2 separate regions of the Homo sapiens genome follow, and region 1 is linked to region 2. A link is a loop called in an ENCODE intact Hi-C map of the cell type or tissue named here. Cell type or tissue: heart left ventricle. All regions are shown on one strand. Each heading gives the region's core, and the rest is flanking DNA. Links, peaks and the distances in the headings are about the cores only.

Region 1 (5,388 bases), core at 198-5,197, 440 kb before region 2:
GGAAATACATATATGTGTATGTATACACACACACACACACACACACACACACACATAATGTCAGTTGTTAGAAGAAGAAAAATATGATTATTTCGAAGGATAATGACAAGATTGTAATAAAGTTCAACTCAAATTTTGTATTTAAAAAAACAATTTAGTAAACCAGGAATAGAAGGATGCTTCCTTAATACAAGGAAGAATATTTATCTTAAGCCAATAGATAGTTATTCTCTTAATAGCAAAACAAGCACTACAGGCATTGCCATTACCAAAGGAACAAAATAAGTATTCCCTTTGTCCACACTTATATAATACTGTTGTTAAAGTTCTAAATATTCTACTAATATTTGAAAAAGAAAAGCCACATTTGTAGTTACTGGAAATGAAGAGACAACGTAATAACTATAAGCAAATAATATCACATAATCTTAAAACTCCAAAGCATCTACTGAAAAACTATCAAGATATAGATATGAGACAAAAATACAAATTGAAACGTTTGTTAAGTATTTGTTAGAATACGTTTTAAGTAGAAAAGCAACAAAAACAACAAAAGGTTTCTATTCATGATTTTAATAAGACACACAGAAAACCCGAGGGATAAGCTTATATGCATGATCCATATGAAAAAAAATCACAAGACCTGGCTGTGATTCATAAAAATAGAGAGATTGATGATGTTCCTGGATGGGTAAATGAATACTGTAAAGATGTCATATTAATTTAGAGGTCTAATGTCATCTCAATCCAAATCTCAGTGAGATTTTTCAAAAATTTGACAATGTGCTAATAAAATTTATCTGGAGGCAAAAGTGCAGACTAAATGCCAAAAAAAAAAAAACCACACAAAAAGAAAACTCAAGATCAGTTCTACCAAATATAAACTTTAAGACCATAACAAAGAAAATATTATGGCTAAAAATTCAGGAAAGAATCAAATTAGATATTTCCTAAAGAAATAACATTAAAATAAATTTCAGATGGCTATGTGAGATCAAAACAAAACAAAACCTGAAAGTAGAGGGAGATAAATGTCTGTGGTCCCTTTGTGAATAAGGACATTCCAATCTAAAAGCAGTTAAAGAAAATACAAAATTAAAATAAGAATAAAAACTTAGAAGATATAATTTCAAGGAAAATCTGAAGCTTCCATAAGTCAAAATATTTAATTACCAAAATTAAATGTAGGCACAAAAAAAAAAAAAAAAAAAAAACAGGTAAGTTATTTGCACCTATACATAAAGAACTTGGAATTCATATAACTCATTAGGAATGGTACAGAATTTAACCATAAAAATCAAGATTCTTAAAATTCTTAAAATTTTTGACCCAGTGATTCTACTTATAGCATCTATCCTAAGAAGGATGTTAAACATGCACAAAAAGACATATAAGCAAGTTTATTACATCAACATTTACGCCAGAAAAACACTAGAAATAGCCTACGTGTCCAGCTCTAGAGAAGTGACTATTATACATCCATATAATAGAATGCAGCTGTAAAAATGACATTTTCCAGGAATATTTAATAATCTGGAAAATTGCTCCCAATATAATGCTAAGTGGAAAAAAGCAGATATAAAACTATGCATTTCAGTTTCCATAAATATGAAAATGTGTATTATTTATTTACTTAGATGTACATACAGACACATTTGTAAAAGTGGAAGGAAATGCTTCAAAATGTTGACAGTGAGTTGACAATATCTGCCTTCTGCCTTCATTTTTATCTTAAATTCTTAGGTAAATTTTTAACTTGTGTAAAATAAGCACATAGTACTTTAAAAAAATTTTTAGAAGAAGATGTACACATGCTTTTAAATTATTGAAGTAAATAAGAACAAAGTTGGAGGACTCGCACTTCTCAGTTTCAAAACTTCCTACAAAGCTGTAGTAATCAAAACGACATGGTACTGGCATAAGTATAGACATATATACCAATGGAATAGAGTTGAGTGTCCAGAAATAAACCATACATGTATGGTCAATAAATGTTTTGCAAGGATTCCAAGACCACTAAATGAGGAAAGAATAGTCTTTTCAATATATGATCCCAGGTTACCTGAATATTCACATGCAAAGAGTGATTTGGACCTCTACCTCACACCATTTATAGAAATTATCTCTAACGGATCTAAGGCTTACCAAAATATAAGTGCTAAACCTGTAAAACTCTTAGAAGAAAATATAGCTGTGATATAGCTTTATGACCTTTGGTTAGGCAACAGTTTTTAAAATATGACATCAAAAGCACAATAAATAAATAATTGGACTTAAAACCTTCTATGTATAAAAGGAAACTATCAAAAAAGGGAAAAGATGACCCAGAGAATATAAGAAAATTTGTGCAAATAATATATCATATATATCCAGAATATATAAAGAACCTCACAAAACTCAAGAATAAGGTAAATAACCCAATTAAAAGATGGACAAAGAATGTGAATAGATAGTTCTCCAAAGAAGATATGCAAATGGCTGATAAGTATGTGAACAGATGCTCATTAGGAATTAGAAAAAGGCAAATAAGAAACCACAATGAGATGCTACTTCATACCTACTAGAACTACTATCATCATCATAATAATAAGCCAAGAAAATAACTGTTGGTAAGGATATGGATAAATTGGAACCTTTAATATATTGCTGGTGGGAATATATTATTAAATGGTGCAGTGCTCTGGAAAAAGTTTGGCAATCCCTCAAAAGTTAAAGATTTGCCGTATGACCCTACAATTCTATACCTAGGTATATGCCCAAGAGAATTGAAAATATATGTTCACACAAAAGCTTGTACCGGAATGTTCATAGGGACATTATTCACAAGAGCCAAAAAGTGGAAACAACCCAAATGTCTATCAATTGATGAATGGATAAACAAAATGTGGTATATTCATGCAATGAAATATTATTAGGCAATAAAAAAGAACGAAGCGCTGATACATGCTACACCATATATGAGACTTGAAAACATTATGCTAAGGAAAGAAGCCAGACAAAAAAGGGTCACATATTATATAACTTCATTCATGTGAAATATCCAAAATAGGTAAATTCATAGTGACAAAAGTAGTTGCCAAGGGCAGGTAGAGGATGGGATTGGGAGGTATAGGGTTTCTTTTGGGAGTGATGGGAATATTCTGGAGTTACTTAATGGTAACAGTTGTACGACATTGTGAATATACTAAAAACTATTAGATTGCACACTTTAAAATGGCTAAAATGGTGACTTTTATATCAATCTTTTTTTTAAATTATTAAAATACATGTTTTAAAATAAAATACAAATCAAATGTGTGCAGAACTCCTGAAGCACCTCAGCTCAGATCTTTTATGTGGCCAGATTCTGGCTACAAAATCTGGATCCCATCCTGTCCACATGACACTGGGGAGGATACTTGCTGTCTTGAGCCCATTTTCTCATCTATGAAATGGGATGCCTTCTTGCCTCATCTGAGTCATTATATGGTTCAAACGAGATAACTTTGTTAACAACAAGGCAAGGTCATAAGGGATTATTATCGTAATCTCTTGTCACTCTCGGCTAGATTATGCCAGAGGGGTGAACAGAATGCCTTAAGAGAACATGTCCTCTGCCTGGCTCAGAATAGATGATATTTGAGCTGGTCTTAAAAGATGACTTTGCCAGGCCAAGACCTGAGGATAGCCTTTTTAGACAGAAGGAAATGTATATTATTAAAAATGAGCAAACTCAGAAAATGCTACATGTTTAGTGACTGGAAATCACTGGAATACAAGTTGTGGGAGAGAGCAATTGAGAGGAATTTGGACCAGATCAAGTAGGGTCTTTTGTATAAGGTGTATGGGTTTTATTTTCGTGATAATGGAAAGCCAGTGGACATGTTTAGGAGGCATGTGTCAAGATCCAGTATGGATCCTAGGAAGAGGTCTGATGACATCATGGAGGATGAGCTGTGTAGGGAGATATTCAACAGGTAGATCTGACAGGAGGTGGTTGAAACACTCAAGTGGCAGGTGTCAAGAATCTAACCCTGGACAAGATAAAAGTAAGGACAAAAAGTAAGATCTGAAAGGAAGCGCATTTTGAGGTAGAACCCAAAGTATTTGGTAACGGACTAGATATGTAGTGAAGCAGAGGAGGAACAAAGGGCAACTGTGAGGTTTCTGGTTTTGAAAACTGGGCATACTACCCAGTTAATCAAGATTGGGCATACCACCGCTGATCAAGATTGTAGGTTTTTTGGAGAAGGAGCTGGCATAGTGAGGAAGATGAGGTTGGTTTGGGATACAGTAAGAATTAAGTGCTTACCCAGGAAAACAAAAATTAAAAAAAGAAAAAAAAGAATTAAGTATGGATTGATGGAATGCAAGAAACACACTCAAGTAAATGCAAGGAAACAAGAATTTACTGTGAGAAGGCATTCAAATGTAGATTTGTGGAGTCATAGACCATGGTTTCCTTATTCAACAAAATTTCTCTTATACCTAGCAAAGTTCCTGGCATAAAGTAGGTTTTCAAATTGTATTTGATAAAGGATGGTTAATCTCATGAAATACAATGAAAGCAATAAAGCATAGGCTTGCTGGCACTGGAAAATTCTCAGGCAGCCACCTACTCCATCTCTATCTTTCTGAAATCACGATGTCCTTTGCTTTGCTTCCCTTTGCATGTCTGCCCTAATCTCTGGATTCTCCCTGTATACTGGCTTTCTCTGCTTATTTATCCTCAGGACACAATTCCAAGCCCTAAATCACCTTACAGATGGAGGTGATTGATTCCCACACAAGGGAATCTGACTGGACTAGCTTGGATGAGATATCCACTCTGGCCAAGTCAGCTATGGCCTGAGGGATGAAGTCAGAGTGATTTATGTGACTACTCTTTATGGGATGTGGGCACGTCTCTAAGAAGGGAATGTTGGCAAACAAAAAAATGACTGGTATCTCTGGTATAAGCCTGCAGCCAAACATTCAGGTGTAGATGAGAATATGGGGCCTATATTTTGGAAAAACTGGTCATAGATCTTGGAGTCATTAGCAAATAGATAGTGGTTGAATTCTTCAATTTAGATGAGACGACCTGGGAAGAGTATGTAAAATGATGTGAGAATGTAGAAGTGATAGAAACTGGGCTAAGAAAAATAGAGAAATAGCCAATGAATTAGAGAGGTAATTGTCAGAGAGATATAAAGAAAACCAGGAGACCTGAGTCATAGGCTTTGAAGAAGGAGAGAATATTAATAAATGGAGATCAGGTTCATTTAAATTTTTACAAATGATTTGTTGATAGTTTCACAAGCCTGTAAGTTGAGGGAAAAGTTGGATATAATGTTTCTGTATGTCAACCAGGCATTTGACATCTTTCATAACATCATTTTGGGACAAAATAGAGAAATAAGGGTTGGA
Region 2 (5,388 bases), core at 132-5,131:
GTGAGACTATATAGAAAGAGATTTACTGGCCGGGCACAGTGGCTCATGCCTGTCATCGCAGCTCTTTGGGAGGCCAAGGCAGGTGGATCACCTGAGGTCAGGAGTTCAAGACCAGCCTGGCAAACATGGTGAAGCCCTGTCTCTACCAAAAATACAAAAAAAAATTGGCTGGGCATGGTGGTGAGCACCCGTAATCCCAGCTACTCAGGAGGCTGAGGCAGGAGAATCACTTGAACCCAGGAGGCAGAGGTTGCAGTGAGATGAGATCATGCCATTGCACTCCAGCCTGGGCAACAAGAGCAAAACAGACAGGAAGGGAAGGGAGGAAGGGAGAAAGGGAGGAAGGAAGGGAGGGAGGAAAGAAAGAAAAGAAAAGAAAAGAAAAGAAAAGAAAAGAAAAGAAAAGAAAAGAAAAGAAAAGAAAAGAAAAGAAAAGAAAAGAAAAGAAAAGAAAAGAAAAGAATAGATGAGATTCATTAGAAGGAATTGGCTCACACAATTATGGAGAATGGGCAAGTCCAAAATCTGTGGAGTGGGCTGGCAGCCTAGAGACCCAGAAGAGTCTATGCTGCAGTTCCAGTCAAGGCCAGTAGACTGGAGACCCAGCCAGTCACTGATATTCCAGTTTGAGCCTGAAGGCCATCTGCTGTAGAACCAGGAAGAGGTGATGTTGCAGATGTAGTCTGAAGCCATCTGCTAGAGAAGTAGGAGAAAGTTTCTTTTGTTCTATTTTGGCCTTCCACTGATTGGATGAGACCTACCCACATTATGGAGGGAGCCTACTTTACTTAAAGTCTACCAATTTGGGCATGGTAGCCCACACCTGTAATCCCAGCACTTTGGGAGGTCAAGGCAGGAGGATCACTTGGGGTCAGGAGCTCAAGACCAGCCTGGGAAACATAGCAAGACCCCAACTCTAAAAAAAAAACAAAATAAAAAAGTTAGCCAGGCACGGTGGCATGCACCTGTAATCTCCACTACTTGGGAGGCCGAGGTGGGAGGATTGCTTGAGCCCAGGAGTTCAAGGCTGCAGCAAGCTATGATCACCATATTGCACTCCAGCCTGGGCAATAGATTGAGACCCTGTCTCAAAAAAAAAAAAAAATCCATGGCCAGGTACAGTGGCTAACCCCTATATCCCCAGCACTTTCGGAGGCTGAGGCAGGTGGATCACCTGAGGTCAGGAGTTCAAGACCAGCCTGGCCAACATGGTGAAACCCTGTCTCTACTAAAAATACAAAAATTGGCTGGGCATGATGGCAGGCGCCTATAATCCCAGCTACTCAGGGGGATGAGAATGGCTGGAACCTGGGAGGCAGAGATTGCAGTGAGCCGAGATCATGCCATTGCACTCCAGCCTGGGCAAAAACAGTGAAACTCCATCTCAAAAAATATATATATTAACTAATTTAAACCTTAATCTCATCCAGAAATGCTCTTACCTCACAGAAACATCAGAATAATGTTTGACCAAATATCTGGAAACCCCATCATCCAGCCAATTTGACACATAAAACTAACCATCACCCCATCTGAAAGTTAGATTTCGCCCTAATTTTGTATATGAGGAGACTGAGGCTCAGAAGGATTAAGTGACATACCCAATTACACAGCTGATTGGAGGCCAGGCTATAATGAAACCATACTCTTTCCGACTCCAGGAAGTTGGGGGCAAGATACGTATTATTGAATCTCACTTGGAAAGAAAGTGCAGTTCTCCCCTACCTACATTAATAACCCTCTAACTAGTATTCAGTCAGCTAGCAAGTATTTAAGCCCCTACTATACTCTGAGCTGTCAGGAAAGTAAAATCTTATTTTACTGTCAAGAGCAAAAAGTTACCAAAATGTGTAGCAGGTCTTATTTTCTCTCTGGTACAGGTGCTGGGCGGGAGTTGGGGGTGGGAATGGAAGGTTGAGTCACACCAGAAGTGGTCAGCAGTGTGGGGACCAGGAGCCAGGTCTGTCACCACTCCTGCTTTGAAGCCACTTTCCCTCAAAAGTGGGTGACCACGGGGAATATTAAGCACTCAGGCTCTGGGATGAGCACTGACATCAAACAATTCCCTTTCATAAGGGGGCTGCCTGCTGGGGTCCATTGAGAAAGAGGGCAGGCATTCCAAAAGCCACTTCTTTCAGCAGGATGTAGGCAGAAACTATTCCCTTAGACGACCAAAACGGGTCACACGGGTCACAGTCACACGGCAAATGTCCCAGAACCCTATCGCCCACGTTCCCCCACACCACGACACTTGATCTGGTGCATCTAGTACGGTTGTGAGTGTCAGTTTCACCCCCTCAGGAAGCCAACTTCTCCCTCCACCGCAGCCTCCAGGTTTGTCCCCAGACCTGCCAACTGGTGTGGCCGCCTTCCTTTTGGTGGGCTGCAGGACCACTGGTGACACCTAGTGACCAAGGCGGCAGTAGCAGCCGAGAACGAGAATTCCTGATTTTCTCTCCTGGTGATGAGAGTAATGACACTGCCCGCCCCAGGACCAAGGAAGTCCCCAGGGAGGGAGTGTGTGAGATTTTTCCAGGAGGGAGATCCCCCTCGGTGAGAGAAGAAAGTGAGGCATGATCAGGGCTCATGACGCCCTTATCATAAGTCATGTGGTTTGAACATTAAAAGGAATGTGACCTCATTTCTTATTCTAAGCTGATCAAGGGGCACCTATGTTAAAAAGCACTGAGAGGCTCTTGGCCTTTTCTTGATTCCAGTCCCCCAGAAAGGGCCAAGAGAAGACTTCCAGGGTCAGACCCCTATCTGAGACCCCCTTTGCAGCCCTCTCCGCTCAGCCACACATCACTGTCCCGTCCACCCAGCTCCGTAGCCGTTAATCATATGTGGCTATCTAAATTAAATTAATTAAAATTACATTGAAAACTCAGCTCTTCAGGCACACCAGCCTGAAGTGCTCAACAGCCACAAGTAACTAGTGGCAGCACACATTACAGAGCATTTTCGTCATCACAGAAAGTTATCATAGACAATGCTGGTCTGTAGGCTAGAAATTTCTTTCCAGGCATCTTAAGATTCTTTTTAATCAAAGTTCTCTTTGGAAAGAAGAAAAAGCAGAAAGCTGGGTGGAACTGTCATCTTGGTATACCGTGCTTGGAAGCACAGGCTGACAGAGAAGGGATTGACACAAATTTGGCTTGAACTGGGTTTTTTTTCCAGATGCCACTTTACCGTGCCTCTCTCCCAAGAACAGGAGCTGTGTGGGCGTGTGTGTTTCAGGCTGCGTTTGGCACTGGAGGTTAAAACAGGGCGTTCTCTTCCTTCTTGCTTTCTCTTCAAGAGAAATAACTTTTTCCTCAAACTTATGATAAAGAAGACAGTTGGTAAAAATGTTTGGGAACCTCTGGTTTGGGCTAAATGAAGGCTCTTTGGAGACACACACTAGCCAGATTATAAGGCATAAAAGAAGTCTTGGACGCCAGGGGACACTGGACTGGCCATCAAGATTAATCATCCCATGGGGTCTCTTGGTACCTCATTCATTCACTCATTCAACCAGCATTTACCAACTGCCCGTTATGTTCCAGGCACTATTCTAAGCTACAGAGATACAGCTGTAAGCTGAACAAAGACCTTCCCTCATGGAACTTACCCACAAGAATGGAGGAATCTGACCCACAATATAAATAATGGTGTCACATCAGTATCATGGATCCAGGCCAGCCATACACTGATGACAACAACAGCTGCCTCGTTTTGAATTCCATAATCCTACCACTATTCTGTACCAAGCACGGTTCACTCCGCTCTCAGTGGATTCTCATAGTCCTCACAGCTACCATATTAAGTCTCAGTTATCATTAGTCTCATCTTCCATTTATGCAAACACAGAGAGGCCAAGCAAGTAGCTTAAATCATACCACTGTACAGGCACGCACCATTGTTCCAACCCTGGTCTCACTCATGCCATATGGTAGAGGGAAAGCATACGTTGTCAAATATTCAGGGATTCTAGAACGTTGCAAATAGAAGAATAAACAAGACGTATCCAGTGGTAAAGACAGATACAGTGTGATGTGCCTCATGGTAAGTAGAAAATAGAAGTCACTATGGAAACAGAGGAAGGGCATATAAACCAGCCTCCAGGGATGTGGCCAGGGTGTTATCAGGGAATGCTTCCTGGAGGAGGTGATACACGAATGAAGTCCTAAGGGAAAAATAGAAGTACAAGTGTTGAAAATGTGGGGAGGGACAAAGGTATGCTGGGCAAAGGGAACAGAAGTGCCCAGGCCTAGAGGGAAGCAGGTATTCAGTGTGGGTTGTGTACAGTTTGGAAGAAGAAAAGTGGCCCAATGATGGATTTTACAGCCTGCTCAGAAGTATTCACTTGACTTGGAGGGTTTGGGGCAGTCATCAAACAATGCTGCAGATGAAAGCATGGTAAAAAAGAAAAAAAAATGCTCCTCAGTATCTACATCAGGAAGGTGGTCACTTGTCACCAGTCTGATATTCATGGCACCTTAGGCTTTTACACACAGCCCTTTGTAGTTTACAAAGCAATTTCATGTGCCCAAACTCACAAAGCTGTTACATGGCAGGACCAGTCCTCTGCAAGCTCAAATCAGGGCTCCAGCCTCTATTCCACAGCACAACCTGCCAGACCCAGTGGTTGGTTGGCTGACTGTCCTGGGAAAAACTAAAAGCAAGAGAGTTTCCATTGCAGGTGACTTTGAAAGGACTTGGGGGTGCCATCCTGGTCTCCAGGCTGAGGCAGTGAGAATCTGGAATCAAGAAATGCTCTGGTTAATACTTCTTTCCTATTTTTCTTCCAGACTAGGTAGGCCTCAGAACTTATCTGTTTTTTCTGGCCATGGGGTATAAGAAAGTAAAAGAACTTATCTGTGGTTCTCAGAATGTCACACCCTGTTTGGCTTACCAGAAGTCCCTGCAAGGCTGTTTCAAACTTTACAGAGGCTAGCACTGAGATTCTGTGTCCCCACCTCGCCCCAAGGCCTGTCCCCGTTTGCATGTTCATTTGCTGCCTCTCCTTAAAGGATATTGGTATCTTTCAGCCTCTGTGACCAATGGGCATGTGGCATCGGGGGATGTGCTAGGTGGGGAATGTACCCAGGGCCACTGCCTTGATCATAAAATGGGCACAGTGGTAGTACCTACCTCGGCTTGTTATGAGGACTCAATAAGCCAATGCTTGAAAAGGACTTCAGAGGCATTCATGCCTGGATGGCTGGCACACACCTGGATAATTGCTGTTCTTAAGGAAAAGGTCAACAGTTTTGACTACTTAAAACTTTCAACATCTGTGTGTTAAATACCAATAATAATAACAACCAGAATTTAAAAACAAGAAACTGGGAAAATTTTGCAGTAAATACTGTATTCAAAAGGCTCACTTCCTTACCAAAAGTTCTT

Evidence for each region. Peaks named below come from ENCODE experiments on the same cell type or tissue, not always from the same donor. Only the 100,000 strongest peaks of a DNase experiment are listed, where the experiment ranks them.
Region 1: a loop joins it to region 2, with 5 times the contacts of the local background. A loop is called at or near these places in 31 of 110 quality-filtered maps.

Annotation. Positions count from the first base shown.
Region 1 is chr9:19,912,808-19,918,195 of GRCh38, reverse strand. It overlaps a transcript of SLC24A2 not described here. Among named protein-coding and RNA genes, the nearest start is that of SLC24A2, 130 kb to the right of the region's middle. In heart left ventricle, for the core only: no CTCF peak of the experiment used is centred there; no DNase peak of the experiment used is centred there.
Region 2 is chr9:19,469,009-19,474,396 of GRCh38, reverse strand. LOC105375988 (a long non-coding RNA gene) reads right to left here and starts at 4,295. Exons shown (of 7, transcript XR_007061431.1): 1 at 3,897-4,295. In heart left ventricle, for the core only: a CTCF peak has its summit at 2,407 (motif pointing left); a DNase peak (open chromatin) is centred at 2,386; H3K4me3 peaks cover 637 bases.